2 separate regions of the Mus musculus genome follow, and region 2 is linked to region 1. The links are chromatin loops, found by intact Hi-C in ENCODE. Cell type or tissue: heart. All regions are shown on one strand. Each heading gives the region's core, and the rest is flanking DNA. Links, peaks and the distances in the headings are about the cores only.

Evidence for each region. Hi-C counts contacts between places; a loop is a spot of excess contacts. Peaks named below come from ENCODE experiments on the same cell type or tissue, not always from the same donor. Only the 100,000 strongest peaks of a DNase experiment are listed, where the experiment ranks them.
Region 2: it touches region 1 in a loop (1.8-fold over the local background); 1 of 42 quality-filtered maps calls a loop at or near these places.

The regions. Positions count from the first base shown.
Region 1 is chr19:56,599,287-56,607,326 of GRCm38, forward strand. It overlaps a transcript of Nhlrc2 not described here. Among named protein-coding and RNA genes, the nearest start is that of Nhlrc2, 55 kb to the left of the region's middle. In heart, for the core only: no CTCF peak of the experiment used is centred there; no DNase peak of the experiment used is centred there; H3K27ac peaks cover 917 bases.
Region 2 is chr19:56,664,234-56,672,273 of GRCm38, forward strand. It overlaps Gm32492 (a long non-coding RNA gene), which reads left to right and starts at 4,834. Exons shown (of 3, transcript XR_386825.2): 1 at 4,834-5,229. It overlaps Gm32441 (predicted gene, 32441), which reads right to left and starts at 393. Exons shown (of 3, transcript NR_166869.1): 1 at 1-393. It overlaps Gm52389 (a long non-coding RNA gene), which reads left to right and starts at 516. Exons shown (of 2, transcript XR_003952901.1): 1 at 516-567; 2 at 676-1,377. In heart, for the core only: a CTCF peak has its summit at 5,107; a DNase peak (open chromatin) is centred at 4,938; H3K27ac peaks cover 2,053 bases.

The DNA.
Region 1 (8,040 bases), core at 2,002-4,501:
TTACTTGAGTCTTCAGTGACTGCGGGGATCTCGGTGGCTGCACACCCCACCCACCTGCCTCTCTGCACTGCTGGTCACAGCAGAATGTTAGTGGGGATGGACGGAGAAGGTGCTCAGTGAGCAGAGTGCGCTTTCCTAGGGTCAGGACTGACACAGTGTCTGCCAGGAGGAAACCTTGGTCACAGCACTTCTGGAGCTGCAGCGTCTCCTGTCCTCTCTGAGAGCCTTGTAGTTGTCCTGAGACAACTCTGTCTGCCTTGGGGCTCACACCACTGAGATAGGTTATGTGGGCCTCTGTTTTGCAGTGTGGGAAATCTAGGACTTAATGAACATGTGTAACCATGGTTTCTCCACATACGCGGAACTGACTGTCTTTCTCCATCCAGGGAAAAGTCTTCAGCTTCTGCCTTTGCCTCTGGCTTGGCAAAGATCAGAGTTGTTAACTCATTTGGAAGATGGTTCTTTGCCGTGCGCAGAGGCCCTGGGTTCAGTCCTCAGGAGGAAAATGAAATCACGAAAAGCTATGTTTTGTAGTGAACAGTAACATAAAGCCACGTGCAGGGGCCGTGTCACCTAAGCTCTAAATGAGCAAGCCCGTGCTGTCTCACTGAAATTCTACCTCTGAGAATACTCAATGGCCAGTACTTTAGAGAGTAATCTAATCTTCTCAAAGATACTAAAATAATCTGAATTGTAAGCACTAATAATTTTTCTAAAGCCACTTCTGTTACCAAAGATGGGGGTCTATTTAGAGTCCTTTCATTTACCAGTTTCCTTTAAAATTGTAGTTGGTGAGGACAGGGATAATTACGGTGTTTTATTGTTTAGCATGGTATAGTGGCAGGAGTATAGACTCTAGCAGTGTCTTGCCCTGCAGAGCTGGGCTGCTGGACCAAGCCTGGGCTTGCCGCCAGGCTTCAGTAAAATGCTCCCACGGCATTTAGCAGGGAGTAATTTATGAACTGCTACTTATCAGTTTAGTTCTAATAATGACAATAATTTATGGCCACAGACATGGGCTTGACTTTTTTTTTTTTTTACAACTCCAGTTTCTAAAGCAAAATCTTTCTCCACCATTTGACATGTTAGCAGTCCCAGTAGAATCTGGGCTCGAGAAGAAAAAGAACACTTTATGGTAGAATGTATTACCATTTCATAAACAATATTGTTTATAAAGAAGCACCTCTCTACTGTATTGAAGTATTTAAAAAGGCCTTCTGGAGCTTTAATGAATACGGCTTTTCCATAGAGGATCCAGACATAGCTGGAGACACACCACACTCTTAACAGCTTGTACAAGAATCTTCAGATTATAACCTGCGTGCCCTGGTGGGTGCTCTCACCCTGGGGCGGTGCCCTCTGCAGTCTTCAAAGTACTTGAGAATAACGTTACAGACTAGGTGTGAATGTTCCAGAGAAGGAAGCTGCTTCGGCATGTTGGGTACGAAGCTCCTGGGGTAGCGTCCAGTGCCTAGAACAGGACCTAGTATGTGGGTGCTGGCTGACAGCAGCAGAGCTTAACCGAGGCTCCCTACAGTGTGGAAAGTGGGGACCTACCCCCCGGCCTTCAGACGAGGGCAGAAGGAGGCTTACCTTCATTGAGTTCTCGCTCCCTGCTGGGAGTTTCCCTTCTGTGTGCTGACCACACGCAATCCTCACAACAGCCTTAGGATAGAGTCCCTCCTCCTTGAACAGTCACATCAGCACTAAGAGTGTACACAGAGGAAGTGGACAGCTGTCTGCCCCACTGCCTACTCTGTCGTCTCCCAAACTTGCAAGGTCACATATTTCATTCCTTCATGTAGTAACTTATCAGTCCAGAGGATTCCAGGAGCCCTGGGAATGCGTGTTTGTAAAATTCATTTAAATTCATTAAAGTCATTCAACTTACATGACTTCTCATAGATTCTTATCATCTGGGCCTTGGAATGGTCTATATAATCATTGGTTCCCAGAGGATTTTCTGTGCCCTTAATTTCAGTGACTATCCACAGTTTTTTCTTGGCAGGAGTATGTGTAGACATCCCAGTTAGCTCAACAGGACTGTCCCAGCAGCCAGTCCACCATAACGAGCATGGCTGGTGCAGGCCTGGAGACGTCTACCCATATCGGACACAGTGTGTTTTGTGAACCAAGTGAGGTGTAGAGGAATAAAGTCCTCTGCCTTCCTGCAGCCTTAATGGTCTGCTGTGCAGGCTCCCTGGTGACTCAGGAGTTGTTCCTGAAATCAGCGTGGCAGTGTGAGACAAGATGTCCTGCGTGTGCCAGTGGTGGTTTTTAGGGGCATCCCAGTGCAGCGTCTGTCCATTGTGAAGTAGTGTGGTCGTGAAGCAGTACTATGGTTCAGTGAGCAGCGCACTACATGGGTCAGAAATGACAGTGTGACAGAGTCACATACCTTGAGGCAGACCTGCGTGATAATCACCAAGATTGCTTTTTCCACCCGTGTTTCAAAGCCGACATGAAGAATGAGCCCTCGCCTGAGTCACTGTTTTAACCTGGCTTAATAGAATTTCCTTTTTCCAGTTTCTTTGCGTTAGGGTAATAGACAGAATGGTCGTTAAAGTTAGAGGCTTGGTAATCAAGCGAGGTGGCATTCTGTGGCTAATCAGCCTTGTCTCCTGCCTGTGCCGGCTTGTGTAGGCTGGCGCCTTGGCTCTCGGGTGGCCGCTATGAGCACACAGGCTGGCCCAGAATAGGACACAGCCCTGCCTGCAGGCTCTGCTAGGATAGCTTTCGCCATGGCGTGGTGCTTTGGTTTAATCATTGTCAGAGGTCAGAGTTGAAAACTAAAACCCTAGACGCTTGTGGAATGTGCGTCTAGGTGTAGTTACTCATTGTGTGGTGTGTCCTTTGCTCCCCTTGCACGTCACTCCTGTGTGCCTGTGGACACTGCTCTCGACAGCCTCCCGACCCAAGGAAAGAACCGCAAGGACTTTCCAGTACACTTCCACCTGTGGCCGCCCTCAGCTGTGGGTTAGAAATAAACACTGGACCTACATACTAGAGTGCCTGGCCTGGCTCAGACGTGGGCGTGAGCAGTGTTGCTGTTTGAAAGTGAAATCTGAAGCTCTAGTAACTCTTGGGTTGCTTAGTTTCAGCTTTCCACATGGAATAAATAAAACAAAATAAAACAAAAGGGAGGTGAGGTTCCGCCCTCTGAGATACAGACTCTTTAAAGAGGATTTTTATTATTCTGAACCTAGTTTCATGAGAAAATATGTTGAGATAAATAAGATCAAACAATCAAATGATGCCAGTGGGGATGAAAGCACATACGTTCCTAGTGTAGCCATTGGGGTATCTTCTATTTTAAAGACTGCTTGTCTCTATTTTTAGTTCCACCAGAAACATAATTGTTGGCACAGGGTTGGAATGTATTGTCGGTGCATGCCTGTGATGTCATCATTGCAAGTTACCCTCAAAAACTAAGCCAGAGCCCCAACTCAGCCCGTGACCTCCGCCCTCAGCTACAGAAACAGCTGTATTCCTGTCGAGCCTTTGCTGAGGAGCTGGGCTTCCACAGGGACTCAAGTGGGGAACGTGTTGCAGTGATCATTTTTCTAAAATTCCTAGTAATTTCTCAGTGTTCTACAGCAGAGAACAGGACCCCGTGTGACTGACTTCAGATTGGCTTCTCTTTGAAGTAGGGCTTCCTCACTGTCCATGGGCTGATGGTATAGCTTTAGGTCTCTCTGTAAGAGACGCCGTTACTGTCATTACTTCACGCCTTAAGGAATCAAGACCTCCACCAGTCTGTTACTCCTTCAAGGTATGCTTCATGGATGATCACGTTAGAGACTGTTGCCATCTTGTGTGGGTAAATGATGTCATTTGTGAGCATAGAGGTGCTCTGCTGTGAGGATGTCATGCCTAAACAATGCAGTGGAAATCCAGTATACAAGTTCAGATACTGGTATTTCTAGACATGGCTTAGTCCTGAAAGAATTTCCTTGCTATGCATTTTAAAGTGTTTGTAGATGGATTAATATATTTTTATGCAATGTATTTTACACTTATTTCTAGACCAAACTCTTCAGTGGCTTCTTCAAGTGCATTATTGGGTGGATAAGAGCTTGACGGCTTCACTAACTCGAGGAGCGTGGAGCCAAGCGTCTGGGAAGCGTGTGTGTTCCTACTGTACTTGCAAACCTAAAGCTCTTCCAAAGCTTTGTACTTTTTTTCCATGAAACAGATTAAATATTTTTCTCTCCAAAGTTGTGTTTCTGTCTTGAATATTCTCTGTATTTTAAGTATATCACTGATTTTACTACTTGGAAACTTGTAAGCTGGGGCTGGATAAATGGCTTAGTGGATAAAGCTTGGAGTTTGGGGTCTCTGCACCACATAACCACTGAGCTTGTGTGGGTGACCAGAAATTAGGATCCTCTCATGGAGTTTTTAGTCTCATTTATCTGGGGGTTTAGAAATGGATTCAAATGGAAGCATTAGGACAACTTTATTAGCGGCTAAAGAGAAACCTCAAAGGGGCAAGCTGTGAGCCTTAGCAGCTGCCTGGAGGAGGGAGGAGGACAGAAGGAGAAAGCCATGGATGCTCGCATGGAAGGCACGCACATGGAGGGGAGGAAGCAGTAGAGAAAGCAAGGAAGCCCAAGATGCTGAGGAAAGTGATAGGAAAAGCATCCCTAGAACGGAGAAGAAAAGGAAAAGCTGTTCTTGGGCAATTCAAAATAGCACACAGATGCAGGCTTGGACCTTTTTCTGACTATGGCTCCTAAGCTGCTGCAGTAGGGGCAGGGACTCTGGGAAGTAAGAGGTGTAGTAGCATCATATTAAAGCTCTAATGATTCCATCCAACTCTTCAGCATGTCTTAAGGTAAGCCACCTTCCTGGGCCTGGAAGTCAGAGTGATTGAAGCAGCCCACCTGGAATGTTAGGTCTCTACCCAGGTCCAAGAGTCTGTTCTCATAAGTAGGAAAAAATTTTTAAAGATTTTATTTATTTAATGCGTATGAGTTTACTGTAGCTGTCTTCAGACATACCAGAAGAGGGTATCAGACCCAGCTACAGATAGTTGAGAGCTACCATGTGTTTGCTGGAAATTGAATTAGTCAGAAGAACAATCAGGGCTCTTATCCTCTGATATACTCGGCTGCTTAGGAACCTATTTATAACAGAAAGGCTCATTACTTTAGCCAAGGTACACAGGGATACCCAGGCACGGCAACTGCATTTAAACACTGAGTGTCCGTTTCCACCCAAGTCTGAGGGGAAGTGCGGGGTCGTGCATCCAGAGGCCCTGTGGATGACACCAAGTCCTAGCCAAGTGCATGGGAGCCAGTAGATTCTCAGGCTCTCCAACTCTGTCAACAGTGAAGTCTTGACCTGCAGTCCTAGGGTGTCATCTCATGGTAGTGCAGATCGCCGACAAAACTGGGTTCTTTTCTTTTTGAGACAGCTCTCTAGGTCTGACCTAGAACTCAATGGTCCTTCTGTCTCAGCCAGAATAATACAGTAGTCACTTGCAGAAACTGATTCAGTCCAATGTTTGTGTACATACACAAAAATGTTTTAGCACATAAAACAAGACAAAAAACCAACAAATATTAACGGCCTAAATATTTGCCGGTAGTGAGATATTAAGGAGCAGGTCATCCATCGAGGAGACTAAACCAGTTATGGTTAATATAACTATGGGTGTGTGCTTGCACTTAAACATCTTCAGACAACATGTTTCAGAATACATATCATATTTTTGCTTTTCAAAATTAAGCATGCATGCACATATGTGCGTTTATAAACAGACTTTGCTTTGCAGTTATAGAAGACTATAAAATTGTGCAAGCCAGAAGTCATAGCATACACCAGAATTCTATGATGATGAGAGACCAAGGCACAAGAACCACAAGATTAAGGCCAACCTTGGTTTAAACAATTATTGGGGTTGGAGTTTTAGCTCAGTGGTAGAGTGTTTGCCTAGCAAGTGCAAGGCCCTGGGTTCGGTCCTCAGCTCTGGGGAAAAACAAACAAACAACAATAACAACAAAAACCAAGGTAACTGGTTAAACAATTGTCGAAGTTTTGTCTTTTACTGTTTATTGTAATGTTATTTGGTGGCCTCCAAGACCTGGAGTCTGCACTTAGCTTCTGGGAACCTTCCCCGAGTTAATTCTGGTTGGTAAATAAAGACATTAGCAGTCAGTAACTGAGGAGAAGAGACATAGGCAGGGTTTAGGTTTCCTAGGCTAGAGGCCTCGAGGAAGAAGAGAGAGGCAGAGCAGCCGTGGGACAGAGGAGCTCCAAGAGTCGCCATTGCCTCTGGGCCAAGAAAACACGCCCCAGAGGGTTGCCTGGTTGGAGCTAAGAGCAACCCAGAGGGAAGCATGGTAAGTCATAACTTGGGGTATCAATGTGAACGTGGATTCTAACAGCATGGAGGGTAGACAGTTGCCCTCCCACTGCACTGCTTAAGGCATATTTAAAAATGGGAGGTTGAGTGTGCCTTTCACCTGGGAACAAAAATGGTCTAAGGAACCCCACATTGGGATTTTTTAGAATATTTTTTTTTATTACAAGTGATACCCTGCTTAAACAGTACACAGTCCAGGCAATCTGAACTACAAAGAACTCCGTAATCGACGGGAACTACAATTGTCCTGTGACCCTCCATTACCAGAGCAATGTGTTTGATATTGGGTGAGCATCTCTCTCTTCAGACACTATTTTTGTTAGTTTCATGGGACATTGTCACTAGAAAATAAGCAACACAGCTACACTCTGCTGTCTAGGGGCAACGTGAATCAAAGATAGCAAACCAAGTGGCATCCCCAGTGTTTGACCGTGGGACACTTTACAGACTGGTGGACAAAGGAACGGTGAAATTTGTGACTGAAGTTTGGACTGTGTCCTTAGAGACTGCTGTCATTTACCCCACAGAAGCTGAAACCATACAAATCAGAACTGTCCAAAGCAAGGAAAACCAGAAAGGCATTAGGGCACAGCCAAGTACTGAGTGTGTGCAGAGGGACTGGCTTTCAAGCCCTGTGTATGTGTGTGTGTGTGTGTGTGTGTGTGTGTGTGTGTGTGTGTGTGTATGTGTGTGGCTTTCAACACAGAGTGAAGTAGGAGGCGCTGTTTCCCACAGTCACAAGGTCCACCTGTGTTCCTATGATGTTTCCCACAGTCACATGGTTCACCTTTGCTCCCACAAAAGAATCAGATGTGGGGCTGGTGAGATGGCTCAGCAGGTAAGAGCACCTTTCTTCTGAAGGTCCAGAGTTCAAATCCCAGCAACCACATGGTGGATCACAACCATCCGTAACGAGATCTGACTCCCTCTTCTGGAGTGTCTGAAGACAGCTACAGTGTACTTACATATAATAAATAATAAATAATAAATCAAAAAAAAAAGAATCGGATGTACTGGAGGGACGGTGTGAAAACCAACCATGAGCAAGTGCTTGCTGTGGGGAGAAACAGCCTGGTAATGGATGCACGCAGAAAACCTGAAATGAGACTCAGCCTGCCTACGACAATGCCATAGCCACGTCACAAAAGGATGGCCCTGAGCTGGTCTCTGTCTGTCTCCAGCAGCCAGCTTCCTATCTGAACAGCTGGGTCTATTACGGATTAGTGCTGTCCAGAATTACCTTACAATTAGACAAGAAAAATGCTTAAGGCTCAAAACACTGAGTTTTCTGACAGGAAATGTCTTCGGCCTATTGTAGTCTGTCCAAGGATTTACCAAATTAGGTGGGAAGTGGAGCCAGCCAATCTCATGGTCTGAACCATTAGAGCCGAATGCTTTGGAACACATAAGGACAAGAGTGTTTAGTTTAATCCCAAAAAGTAGTTGGCTATTTATGCCTTAAGATTTCGTAAGATATACTTTTATTATATTTGTGTATGTGTGGTACGCATGTGTGAGTGCATGCATGCTTGAACATGTGAGGTGGTATAGAAATGTAGGTGCATGTGCTCACAGTGTGGGGGTTCATGTGTACACATGACTGGGGCTTCCATGTACACCTGTGGAAGTGTATGTGTGTAGGTCAGGTTGACATAGGTGTCTTCCTTAGT
Region 2 (8,040 bases), core at 3,690-6,189, 67 kb after region 1:
TTGCCAATAGGACGCACAACCTGCCTCTGGGCTCCTATCTGTTTTTCTCTGACGAACAGCCATTTACATGTGGACAGATGAGAAGGGTGAGGCCCACAGGAAGTCACGCAAACATGCCGCCTTGCAAAAACCTCCTAGTAACCCTGGGCAGAGTGAAAAGCCCCTCCTTTATCTCAGATGCATGATGGAACCCAATCCTGGCGAGGGGAGCGCCACCAGCCAGGCCTTGCATGGAGAGTCCTGCCTAGCACCCGCGGAGGTTCCTTTCTGTGAGAAAGATTGGGTTGCCAGAGGAAATGCTTGTCTAGCCTCCTGGGTAACACACAGCCTGCATCCCTTGCCTGCTGCTGGCCTAAGCCGGAAGTCCAAGGGGAAACCTTTTCCAAGTCTGTCTGCCAGGACACAGGGTGTACAGCGACATCCCAATACTTGAAAAAACAGCATAGAGCAGCCATTGTGATGTAAAACCAGCCTGGGCAGAGCGGAGGAGGGCACATTACTGGACCCATCTGGCCGATTCTGCTCCAGGCTTGAAGCAGATAATAACTGCTGTAGCTTTTGCTGTTGGTCAGTAGCATGAACCCTGTTCTCTCCCACCCTTCCCCTGCCCCTGTCGGCCATTTTTAGTCTCCCAGACGCAGTGGATTCATTCATTACCATCTTTTTTTTTCCCAGCGGATGGATGGTCTGGAGAGCTATCAGCCACCAGGGCAGGAAGTGCCCAAAGAATTCAGGTCCTCACATTTGCCAACGCTCCATCTAACCTAGATGGCAGTTCAGCAAAGGGATTTGGCTCTTCTGCCAAACTTGCCTCTCAAAATCACCCTTCGGCCTCATAACACAGAATAAGGCCACTGTCTAGATGTCCCCCTGAGGCCTTCCATTCAAGACCAGAATTTCTGACATTCTGAATCATACCTTCCCCAAAGAAGGCTTCATTTCTCCCTTCATGCCTGTGGAGAACGTGGGGCTTGCCAATAGTCAATTGTTCTGACCCAGCAGGACCAGTCAATGCCAAGATAACTATTCTGTGGGGCTCTCATCAATTACTTTTTCTTTTCTAGGCTGGACACTCCTTGTGGAGCAAGGCTGGAGGCTGACTCATGCACAGTGAATACCCTGGCAGGGAAAACTCTAGAGCACTAAATTAAAAAAAAAAAATAGTATTCTCTCACTACCACCAACTTAAACAGAGAGCTGCAGCAAGGGCTGATTTGAATGCCTGTTATTTCCTGTCAGCTTGCGATGAGCTTTCCGGGACACAAAGACACACAGAGTTCCATTGTCCTGATCATTTCTCTGGCCCAAGGGAAGGGAAAGGGAACAAGCCATTGGGTGCACCACTCTATGGGACAAACAGAACTGAAACGCTTACTATCATGGCCTGGGCCAAACTGACTCCTTTTTATTTATTCGAGAAGCATGGCTTCAAAATAAGAAATGAGGGTAGACCTGCTAACAGTGGGCCTAAGGTGAGTCTTCACAGCTTGAAGGCAAGAATGTTGCCTGCTTAGCTGTCCAACACTCAAGAAAAGCATCTCCTAAGACATTAATTTGGGGCTGCAAACTTGGGGAAATACAGAGAGGAAACGCATAGCTTACTAGTTGTACTAGGGTGTCTTAGTTTGGGTTTTACCGCTGTGAACAGACACCATGACCAAGTCAACTCCTTTAAAGAACATTTAATTGGGTCTGGCTTACAGGTTCAGAAGTTTAGTCCACTATCATCAAGGCAGGAACATGGCAACATCCAGGCAGGCATGATGCTAGAGGAGCTGAGAGTTCTACATCTTTATCAGAAGGCTGCCAGCAGAATATTTGCTTCCAGGAAGACAGGATGCTGGTCTCAAAGCCTACACCCACAGTGACACACTCCAACAATGCCACACCTCCTAATAGTGCCACTCCCTAGGCCGAGCATATACAAACCATCACAATGGACCACATAGGCTATTCTTGGTTTTCATTATTAACCTAATTCCCTTTATCCTTGAGATGTAGATGTGGTCAACTTGGCAGGATTCAGAATCCCCTGGGAACAAGCCCTGGGCAGGTCTGAGAGGGAGTTTCTAGATTCATTTGATTGAACAGGGAAGAGTCAGCAACTGTGGGCAATACCATCCCTTAGGCTGGGGTCCTGAGCTGAGCAGTGAGCAGCACCATCCCTTAGGGGTCCTGAGCTGAGGGCCAGCAGTTACCTCTCTGCTTCCTGTTAGCAGATAAAATGTGACCAGCTGCCTCAGGTTCTGTCACCAAGATTTCCCTTCAACCTGAGCCAAAACAAACTCTTCCTTCTCTGAGCTGCTTTGGCCAGATATTGTATTATAACTCTATCATAATTTTAGTTTTTGCTAAAAAATTCTTCCATTTTTTTTTTAAACAAAAATATATCAGACACTCACACATGCAGCTCAACATCCAGCTTTTCTTAGTGTCTGATCCTTAGTCCCGGGTGATTTCCCAGCACGGGTGGATGGTGCCTTGGCTCTCCTCCTGGCTGTGGACGCCCTTCCCTACACAGCTTCCTAGCTCCCAGTCTCACCATCCACCTCATCCTCTCTCCCCAGCCAGCACACACTTTCTGAAACAGAGACCAGCTCGTGTCACATTTCCGCCTACCTTCTTGAGTGGCATCCGGGAGACCATGTAAATCCCTCTGCATCGCATACAGAAGCTAACCTCAGACTTCCTGACCTCTTCTCTCCCTCCCAAGACAGCTTTCCTAGTGCCAGCTACTTCCACCATATCCCCTGCACACCTTCTCCTTGGCAATGATTGGCTCCTTAAAATCAGCCAGTGGCTTCCTTCAGCCACAGGTCTTCAGCCATATAAACCACGTTGCCTAAAACATTTCTTCCCAGGGTGACCTTGAAAAAAAACAGGAATACACACACACACACACACACACACACACACACACACACACAGAGAGAGAGAGAGAGAGAGAGAGAGAGAGAGAGAGAGAGGCGGGAGGGGGGCTCTGTCACGCCTGACATCCCCACCCAAGCAGAAGCCAGTGGCCACAGCACTGCTATCACCAACCATGTGGTGTGTGTTCTGGTCTGCTGACACAGTTTTAGAGGTGAGCCCCATATATATTTCTCCCTCTTCCTAGAGTGTGGGCTCTGGCAGGGTTCGAACCCAGTTTTATTCATTTCTATGTTCTCAGTATCTGGCTGTGGTTGTTTTAAGACAGGGTCTCACCATGCGACCTAGGCTGGCTTGGAACTCATAATCTGCCTACTTCAACCTCTGGCGTGCTGAGATTACAGGTTTGTGACGCAAAAGAAAAGATTGGTGCACATGACTGTTCTAATGAAAGGGGGAGGAATCAAGGAATTAAAATGAGATCTTTTTCTTTTTTTTTTTTTTCTTTCTGTCCTTTCAGTTCAGTGTAATCTAGGCTAGGGAGATGGCTTTGTAGGTGAGGTAGCTTTATAAGCATGAAGACCAGAGTTCAGCTCCTCAGGACCTGCGTAAAAGCCATGTGGGCATGACAACCAGGTTGTGATCTTAGGATGTGGGAGAATGTGACAGGGGATCCCTGGAAAAAACCGGCTAGTCAGACAAGCCAAAACATGGCGCTCCAGGCCGAGTGAGACACCTATGTTAATATACACGATGGGAAGCCTTTGAGTAAGACACTCAACATCAACCTCAGGCCTCCAAATGTGAACATGCATGCACACCATACACTGCATATCACACACACACACACACACACACACACGTAAACATGTGCACACACTCACACACAGCATCCACACATAGACACACACACATGCAAACACACACAGACCCACACACATACTTAAATACACACATACACACACATACTCACACACACAACATGCACACACACATGTACACACACTCACACACACCTACACAATTACACATATACTTACATACATACATACACTCTCACACAGGATGCACACACACCCACACACATATTTACATACACACACATACTCACACACACAACACGCACACACAAGCACACACACATGTACACACACTCACACACACCTACACAATCATACATATACTTACATATGTACATACACTTCTCACACACAGCATGCACACAGACCCACACACTCACACACATATTTATATATACATACACACAGCATGCATACACAGACACACATATGTACACACACACACACACACACACACACACACATTCACCCACAAGCTAAAATGGCAGTATCTAAGTACTTAAGACAAAGCAAATGACTGGTGATTCCTGGATTCTACACTTTGAACATCTTTTCTTATCAGTTGTATCTGCCCTTTCTCTCTCTCCATCACTATCAGCCCAAACCCCAAACAAAGATCCTGGAAGCTGTGTGGTACAAAGAAAATGTACTTAGGACATTAAGCTTTGGTTCTGTAATCTGAGCAATGGCACCGTAAGAACCAAACGTTCTAAGCTATGGATGAACCCAGTGTGGCTTACATGTGGTAAAAGCAGCTCTGCCCACTGCTGGGCTTGAGACCAGAGCATAGACACCCACATGTAATGCTAGTGTCCCAACGCTACCCTCTCTGTGGACTTCAAACCCTAGCTCTGCTGGTGACCTCGAGGAAGAGGCTTGCTTTCTCTGGGCTTCCATTCCTTTCCGTGAGAGGAGAGACAGTGGTTGCACCCCACTCAAAGCAGTCAATTACATCAGGTGAAAAATCCACTTAAAGACACCGACCAGGTCCTAGCAGATGACATTCTCTCATTTTTCTGTCTAAATGGAGTGTCCCTCCAGTGTGACTCCTTCCTTCCCATCTGTCCAAAGGGAAGCAGGAAGAACAAAGCACAGAGGCACGAGAGGGGCCCAAGGTGACCTTAGAGCCACCCAGAGTTAGCCTGGAACTCATCTGCCCAGGAGCTCACTGGTTCACCCGGCTTCACCTCCCTTGGTTTCCGAAGCTTAAAATAGACTGAACCGGTGTGGCCACATTTCACTGTGCCACTCAGAGAGAGCCCCTAGGGTGTTTTCAGAGCTGGCTCTGAGCTCCCCACCAGCCAGGCTCCGGCCCTGAGTTATTCATACACACCCAGGCTCCACCGGGTCTGCCAGGGGAAATGTGTTCTGAGAGCTTCTCAGCTGGGCAGATCCACAGGCACCTTTGCTGCTCAGTGGGCTCCGATCAATCAGCCACTTTAGAGGGCGTGCGTAAGGAGGGGTTGTGAGACCCTCCTGGCAGCCGGCGTGAGTACTGCAGGTCAGTGGAAAGAGTCCACAAGTTCTTAACGGCAGCCAAGTAAAGGCTAACGGGTAAGAGTGGGGTAGGCAGGGTTCAAGGTCTATCTATCCCTCACCCCAGTGTTATGTGATCCAGACTAAGTCAGCTCCCCTCTCTGGGCTTTTAAGAGGCATTAAGAGGCATCCTCTGCAGGCTGGCTTCTCCTCCCCATTACTCACTGTGGTCTCATTCTCGGGCCTTCTGAGACGTCAGGATGGCTTCCTGCAGTGTCAAGCGTGCTCAAGGTCATAACCAGGAGAGAAGGAGAAAGTTTTCCCCTCTCTTCCTCATTGTCTTTGCCATGACGATCACTGTCAAACTGTGTGCTCACTTAGCATGCGGGACATGGTGAACTGGCCCCCAGAGTCCATTCTGGCTTTGTCCAAGGGGCTTCTCTGAACTGCAAAGACACCCCAGTATCCCTTAGCTATCTTTCCTACCTGATGCACTGACTGGAGGATCAGATGGCAGCAGAGAGAGGGGAGCTGTGCTTGTGGCTCATGGCGGAAGTGTCTGTCTCAACGTCAGCGGCAACTTCAGAACCCTGGGCTGCAGCTCGTGGGTAATGTATGTCCCTGCATATGGGCGGTGGGTGCTTATGGTACACGGTGGAGGTCAGAGAGCAACCTCAGGCGTTGGTCCCCAGGCTCTTGCCATCACTGGTTTGAGATGAGGTTTCTCATTTGCTGTGGAACTTTACCACACAGGCCAAGCCAGCCAAGCTGCAAGGAGCCCCAGCTCCTATCTTACCCCTGCTGGGATTACAGGTATACATCACTGTGCCCAGCTTCTCATGTGTGTCCTGGAGATTTGAACACAGGTCTTTATATCTAGGAAGGGAACACTTTACTGTGTCTCTGCTCTGGTCAAGAACGTTCTTGAACGTAGTGGTTCCAGTGAGAGCCCCTTACTCCTTACTTTCTTGCTTCATCTCCAGAGGGGAGTGGACAATTTCCCCAGAAATTTGTTGAGAATTGGCTCCTTGGGTCCTTCTGGTGACATCATGAACAGCCACCACTCTGTGTTGAGCACCTTTTCAGTGAAAAACTGTGGAAGGATCCCCTACCCTCAAGGTGCCACATCTGCTTCTGTGACTGAGCGATGGGAGAATGGAGACGGGGCATCTAAAACAGCAATGTCCACTCTCCATTCCGCGCCAGACATCAGGGCAAGCAACCCTGGGAGACGAACAAGACGGCAGAAGATGCCGGCCTTCCTCTCAGAACCAAATACCGTATAATAGGCAATTGATGGCTCCACACCTGGACCTCAACTTCTCTGTGTCATTCCCTGGCTCTGAAGGTGACAGAGCTCATCTTGGCCCGGTTGACCCTCATGCAAATGATAGTGAGAAGAAGACAGAGGTGCCTTCAAGTGTGGACTGACTTGAGGCAAGAGTGCACGGGCCTGTGAGATGGGGCCCATCTGAGTCTGCACTGAGCTGTTCTCCTTCCTGTCTTGTTCTCCTGGTTTCTTGAAGGTTTTCTGTACCTGTCCCTTGCACACCAGTCCCTACCACAATCTGCTTCCAAGTCACAGGAGCATTGAGACAGAAGGGGCTGTCTGTAGCCAGGGGAAACCCCGCCCTGGATGGATACCGGCTCACCCCAAACATCACATTGTCATTGCTGAGGAGTTTCTTACCTCTGGGCTGCAATTCTGAATGCAAAATAGATAACATTCTATTCAGGCTTGGTGCTGCGCATGTGCAATGCCAGCACATAGGTACTCAGGGGAGGAGGAAGCGACAGGACCAGGAGCTCACGGCCAGCCTCAGTTACTCAGATCCAAACAATGAAAATCTAACACCAGAAACTTTGGTTTCCTGTGCTTAAAATGGGGATCCTTATTTGAAGACTTTCTCGAAAGCTAGAAGACCAGAGATGTGTAGCATGGTGATTCCTTGACTATAAAATGCTCAAATCAGCCATAGTGCCCAGCATTTGGGAGATAGAGGCAGGCAAGATCTCTGGGAGTTTAAGGCCAGCCTGGTCTACACAGTGAGTTCCAGGATAGCCAGGGCTACAGAGTGAAGCGTTGTCTAGGAAAACAACAACAACAGAGCACCACCACAACACAGAAAATGCTGACTGGTTACCAGGGGTAGCTTTTCTAGCTCCAAGGGCTTAGGCACACATTTGAGGAAGAGACTGCTTTGCTTTTATTGTATTTTAATTAATTAATTAATCTGAGATAGTCACACACTGCCCAGGCTGGCCTTGAACTCATTAAATAGTTGAAGAGGAATTTGAACCTCTGACCCACCTGCTTCTGCCTCTTGAGTGTTGGGTTTATGGCAATGAGCCAACAGGCTCTGGTTGATGTGGTGTGGGAGACTGAGCCCAGGCTCTGTGCGTTTTAGGATAGTGTTCCACCAACTGAGCTATGTGCCTAAGCCTATTTTCCTTTCATTAACACAAAATTGGAAAGGATCCCCCCCCCCCCCGAGACTCACAGAGGTTCTTAGAGGAGGGGGAACAGAAGGGAGAGAGGAATTATGTGTGTATGGTGGGATGGCAGAGAAGATGGGGGCTCATCTTAACTCTGCCATGTTGGGCCACAGGTCTCTCTGACCTCATTGGTTTGTCCACAGAATGATTGTCACACGAGTCCTTGGAGTGCAGCAGCCCTCTTGACCACTGGGAAGGATGCTACACATGTAACAGCCGTGACTTAACACCAGGGCGACACACATGTATAAGCCGCGAGCTAGTGCTCAACCCCCTTGGCGCTCTTGAGAGGACGGTAGAAGCAACTTAATCAAGAGTCTTTCGATTTCCTCACTAAACA